2 separate regions of the Homo sapiens genome follow, and region 1 is linked to region 2. Evidence: chromatin contacts called from ENCODE Hi-C or POLR2A ChIA-PET data. All regions are on one chromosome and are shown on one strand. The core of a region is the stretch at or near the end of the contact, and the rest is flanking DNA. Distances in the headings are between cores, read along the strand shown.

Region 1 (2,700 bases), core at 11-2,510, 1.3 Mb after region 2:
TAATTATCACTATTTCCTCTGGATGCCTATAGCCTTTATTGTACATACTATTCATTTGCTAATTAACCCACCACTGTGTTTTTCAGTTATTTTTGTAATGCATAGATCCAATCTCCTTAACTAAACTGTACAATCCTTGAAGGCATAACTGTATGTCTCTCTTAGTACCCTATCATCTAGCACAGGGCTATGTACAAGGTAGACGTTAAATATTTGTAGATGAAGAATCAAAATTTAAGAGGTTGTTTCTCATACAAAACTGACAATATTTTAAAGTGATAGTGATAAATACGTGGTGGCAATTAAACCTCTTGTCAATACACAGAAAATAAAAAGATATACTTTAGTACAGTTAAGTACAAATAATTTTTTAAAAAACCGTTCCTGAGTGAGAGGTAATAATGGACTCAAATTTTAGGAGGCACTACAACCATAGCTACATTCATAAGTTAAGGATAAGTAGCCTATGGCTTCCAAAATGACCTGTGCACAGAGAACATCACTGTATTTTTCAGATCTAGGACAGTCATATTTATACAAGAATTTAGGGCGGTCTATGTTTTGGAAAGATAGTTACGGTTTTGGCCTATCAAGAAGCACGCCTGTCAGCAAGGGAGTTAACTGGCGCCACCTGTTTATAGATAGCTTGCTGTCATTACAGTGCTCTCCGAATTGCTAATTCCAACTGAGTAAAATCTGAACCACAGATAAACTGTCCCAAATTCCATTACTAATTGGGGAAAATAATCCAGTCTTCCTCGTCTTTAGAAAGGCAAGCAGGCTGGGAATGGTGTCTACCCCAACTCTTAATATGAGAGAAAAACTATGACTCCGAGAGCCTCCAGCGCTCCAGGTGTCCTCTGCCCAGAACCTCCTGCCCCGTTTCCCTTTGCTGAACTCAAAGGTTTTCTTCTTCGCCCTTTCCTCAAATTACTGACGTTAATTTCCTTCACTTACTGCTGCTCCCAGTTAGCCATGACTTTCTTCTTGGTGCTCTCTCTGCCCCGAGGTCAGGAGGGCAACCTTTTCCCTACAGGTCCCCTTGCCCTTCACCCTATTCTTCCATGTCAGTGGCATCTCACCTGGTAGGCTCGAGCGGTTCCCAAGGCGCCGAGTTGATGTGGCCTCCACTGCGGACCTGAGCCGCTAACAGAGACTAAAGGCCGGATCAGAATCGCGGAGTGCCGGCGCTTTTCGAAAGCAGCCGCCGCGGCCGCCCAGCGCCAAGAATGCATCGCGAGCAGCGCCATCTTGAGCGAGGAAAGAGGAACCGAGAGAAGAGGATTATGGGACACTGGCGGACTGAATTCGGCTACCTTAATTGTCTCTCCTCTTCTTGTTTTCCCAGGGCCCCAGACCGGAAATGGATTCTGTTTGAAGATTCGGATGCATTCGCACAGCCTCTTTTATTTGTTTTTCCTTAGGGCCGAGCTTTGATTGTTTTCCTTACACAACCGGGAATATTGGAGTAACACTGTATTTTTCTCTTTTCCTGGAGTTGCCAGATGAAATACAGGATGCCTACCTAGTTAAGTTTCAATTTTACATAAACAACGAATCATCTCTTCGTGCGTGTGTCCCAAATATTGTATCTGCTAAATCTGTCAACCCCATCTTGTCTCTCATAATACTCTCTTACCTCCTCCAACTCAATGTCACGCTCCCCTCTCTCCATTTTCCCTATGCATATTCTTATCTTCACTCCCTTCTGAATTAAGGAAAGATTAAACTACAGACGTTAATTTCCCCTGGGAGGAGGCTTCAGCTGTAAGATTTACTGCTTTTCTGTCCTGTAAGGACTTTAACTTTGCTGATTGTTCTCTGTTGCGCAAACCTTGGGGCAGTTTTCCTTTGGTCTGTTGCTCGTGGGACAGTCTCACACACACACACACACACACACACACAGAGAGACTACAGACATCTTTACTAATTTTGTCACTCTTTCTAGCTCTTCGCTTTGGTTTTTGCAGCGTCCCTAATTCTTGAAAAATCGCTTAGGTTGGCTGAAGGGTGGTAAAGTGAAATGTATGGAGAGAAGACCATGTTTAAAGACAGGCTTATATTCTTTTGTCACCACTATTATCAAACAAAATGTCAAAATATGTTTACAGTTATCTAGGAAACTGCATTTCCAGTTGTAAATGTTACCTGAAACCCCGGAGACAATAATGCAGTTGCAATTTTATATTCACTGCTGCATTCTCCAACTTTTCACACAAAAGAGACAAATAATTATGGACTTCTTATGAAGAGGTACTTTGGACTAGTAAGTCTGATAAAGAAAAACAGAAATCTGTAGCCCATGCAGTTAGCTTTTTTGTTCTGGGATTCATTCAAGGGGATGCTTGAGCTAGTTATTTAAAGAAAAATAGAATTCAAGTTGAAGAGGTTGACTGGAATTACACGTAAAGAAGATGACATGTTAAAAGCAAGAAGGCATAAGAAAATATTTTCAGGTTCAGGAGTCTATGGAGTTTGGGAAAGTAGTAGGAGGTTAACCTGAGTGAACAGAGACCTGATGGTAAAGGGCCTTCTATTTCATTCTAAGAAGTTAATACTTTATCCTATAACCAGTGAAGAGTTTTAATCAGGAGAGTAACATGATCAGATTTATATGTCCATTAAGCTACTCTGGCTTAAGTGAGAAGGTTGGATTGGACGGAGTTCATATTGAAGTCATGAAGTTAATGCAATAGTTCA
Region 2 (2,700 bases), core at 146-2,645:
CACACAGCAAAGACAAAGAGGCCCGCCATGTTTTACACTGCGGCAAGACCTTCAGCCGCCATCTTTTCCTGTGTGACCGCACATGTCCACCACCATGCTAACCACTTAACAAAGCCTCGCCCATCATGATGTGGCCTTCCCGCCACTTGAACACTGCGACAGAACTGGATCCGCCATTTTGGACAACCTAACAAAGCACAGCCCGCCATGCTGAGCAATGCCGCAATGTCAAAATCGCCATTTTAAGCCCTGCACCTTAGTCTTTCCTAACCTTCCATTTTTAACTAGTCCCTTGTACTGATAAAAGATGATTCTTACTGCCTCCCGATACAACAATCACGCAAAGCTCCTAACAAGCCCCAAATCAATTCATTCAGATAGGTTTAGCTCATGCAATGCACATGACTTCCTCTGCCTGACCTGCTATCATCCATCTTGCCTCCCTAGTTTAACTTAGCACAAACGACTAGCCCTAAGCCGAGTTATGCGGCAAGTCTAAAATGGCGGCCACTTTTCCTCCACAATCTGAACACGCCCTTAGCTTAACTGCAGAGTCATTCTCTGCCAAAGCGGTAGGTACACTCACACACCACCAAATGATCAGCAGCAAAAAAAAGTGTAGATATTCCAGAGAGTGCAACAACCCACAAAACCAACATTTTTTCATCCATAAAAAGCACCGATGGGCGATGAAAAAAAAAAATCAAAGCAGGTATCCGCGGCCCCGATGGGCCAGAAAAACAAAAATTAAAGCAGGTATCCGAGGCCCCGATGGGCAAGGAAAAATAAAAAAAAAAAAAGCAGGTATCCGAAGCCCCGATGGGCCAAAAAAAGAAAATTTTTAAAAAGCAGATATCCGTCACCCCGATGGGCCAGAGTGTTGGGGGTTCAGAGGGGAAGGGAATCAGCAGGTATCCGATACCCCGATGGGCTAAGGAAAAAAAAATAAAAAGCAGGTATCCGCGGCCCCGATGGGCGAATAAAAAAGAATTAAAAGGCAGGTATCCACGGCCCCGTTGGGCAAAGAAAAAATAATAAAACCAGGTATCCGCAGCCCCGATGGGCAAAATATAGAAAAGAGAGTGGAAGAGTAAAAAACTGATCCACAAAAAACAGAGATGTCAACCAAAAATGATTCCAAAGAAAAATTCCTTAAATATTAAAAATTGCCTCAAAATATTCCAAATACTTTCTTTAAAAAAATATGGAGGACGTGTCAAGAAGACACTAGGAGAAAGTATAGAATTTAAAAAAATATTTTATGGAATTTAGGTGATTTTTTTAAAGAAATACGCCATAAAGGGTGTTGGGGGACTAGAAAATGTTCTAGAAAGAACCCCAAGTGCAGAGAGATCTTCAGTCAGGAAGCTTCCAGCCCCGAGAGAGTAAGAAATATGGCTGCAGCAGCGAATTGCAGCGCTTTAAGAACTGAAGGGGGGGCTGAGGGCGGAGAGAGCATAAGAGGCGTGGCCTAGAAGATTGAAAGCCGGACATCTTTGTGATTTGGTTGGTTCAAAATTTACCCAGTAAGGACAAAAAAGGGAAATTTCAAGAAAGCAAAGACATACCAGAAAGAACATTAACTGGAAGTAGACTTCATTTCTAGACCAGGAGTCACAACTTCAATGGGTTTTCCAGTTCTCATCTATAACATGGGGACATTGAGTAAATCAAGCAATAATTAATGCTAAAATCCTCCATAAACTGCATAATAAATGTAAAGATGTTAATTCAGCTTGGTTTTGAGAATGGGGGAAGGGATAGGTAGAGCTTTGATGTGTTGATAAAGTATCCAAATATATCATTCAAACCAGAATTTGTAACTCCTCCACCAAACTTTTGAACCAAAGAAGCTAGAAAGGAGTAATACATTGAGGTTAGTACCATCTTCAAGGGACTTCCCATTCCATTATCCCATGTAATAGATAATGGAATATGTATTGCATAGATAATAATAAAGGATTATTCCTGTTTTATACATTAAAATAGAGTCCTATAGAGGTTACATCATGTGCCCGAGGTCACACACCATGATTCAGAGTCAATGTAGTTTTTACTCCAACACTCTACCTTGTATGGCTCCCAACCATAAGAGAACGGAAGTGCTTACGAGTCAATTGGTGAGCAAGAGAGAAAAAGGAAAGAAAGACATTTCATAGAATGGCTATTTGGTTCCTAAATAATCAAGAAAGAGTACTGTTTGTGACCTGTTTGTAATTTTTTAACTATGACTCCTTAATCTTTACTATTTTCCTATTTCCTCCATGAATCTGAGGAACCCAACATTGGACCAACCATATGACACAGTAGTGAAGTTGACCCTCTGTCAGTAACTGATAAGTGGTAGGAAGAAAAAGCTCATATAAAAGCCAAAGCTGCCCTCAGAAACCTGGCTATTTCAGTAGGAAGCAATTAATCTCATAAACTCTTCTATGTCATTCGAGAAACAACAGAGAACCAGAAGGGAGACAATGGCAACTTAAGTATTATAGAGCAACTTCTAGAAAGTCAAAGGATACATTACCCTCCCACTGGCTGAACTGGAAAGTGTAACTATCGACCCAAATCTATCAGGTAAGCTTGCTCTTCAGTTTCCAGAAAAATAATAAAGTATGCAAATTTTCTTCCTTAAGAAATACCTTCCATCTTCTAAGTGTCCTTGGATCAAACAAAAAAAGTAATCTGACTTGTCATTCCAAA

Evidence for each region. Hi-C counts contacts between places; a loop is a spot of excess contacts on that map. ChIA-PET counts read pairs that join two places held with the same protein, here RNA polymerase II (POLR2A).
Region 1: a map of sigmoid colon shows a loop between it and region 2 (14-fold over the local background). The contact joins the promoter of ABCB7 here to the promoter of XIST in region 2. A Hi-C loop is called at or near these places in 1 of 168 maps with a recorded cell type or tissue (sigmoid colon). POLR2A ChIA-PET finds 5 or more read pairs at or near these places in 1 of 52 experiments (T-cell).

The regions. Positions count from the first base shown.
Region 1 is chrX:75,155,023-75,157,722 of GRCh38, forward strand. ABCB7 (ATP binding cassette subfamily B member 7) reads right to left here and starts at 1,261. Exons shown (of 16, transcript NM_001271696.3): 1 at 1,083-1,261. The coding sequence starts at 1,250. It also overlaps a transcript of UPRT not described here. RefSeq lists an enhancer at 942-1,371.
Region 2 is chrX:73,851,319-73,854,018 of GRCh38, forward strand. XIST (X inactive specific transcript) reads right to left here and starts at 1,396. Exons shown (of 6, transcript NR_001564.3): 1 at 1-1,396. RefSeq lists enhancers at 1-250, 114-615.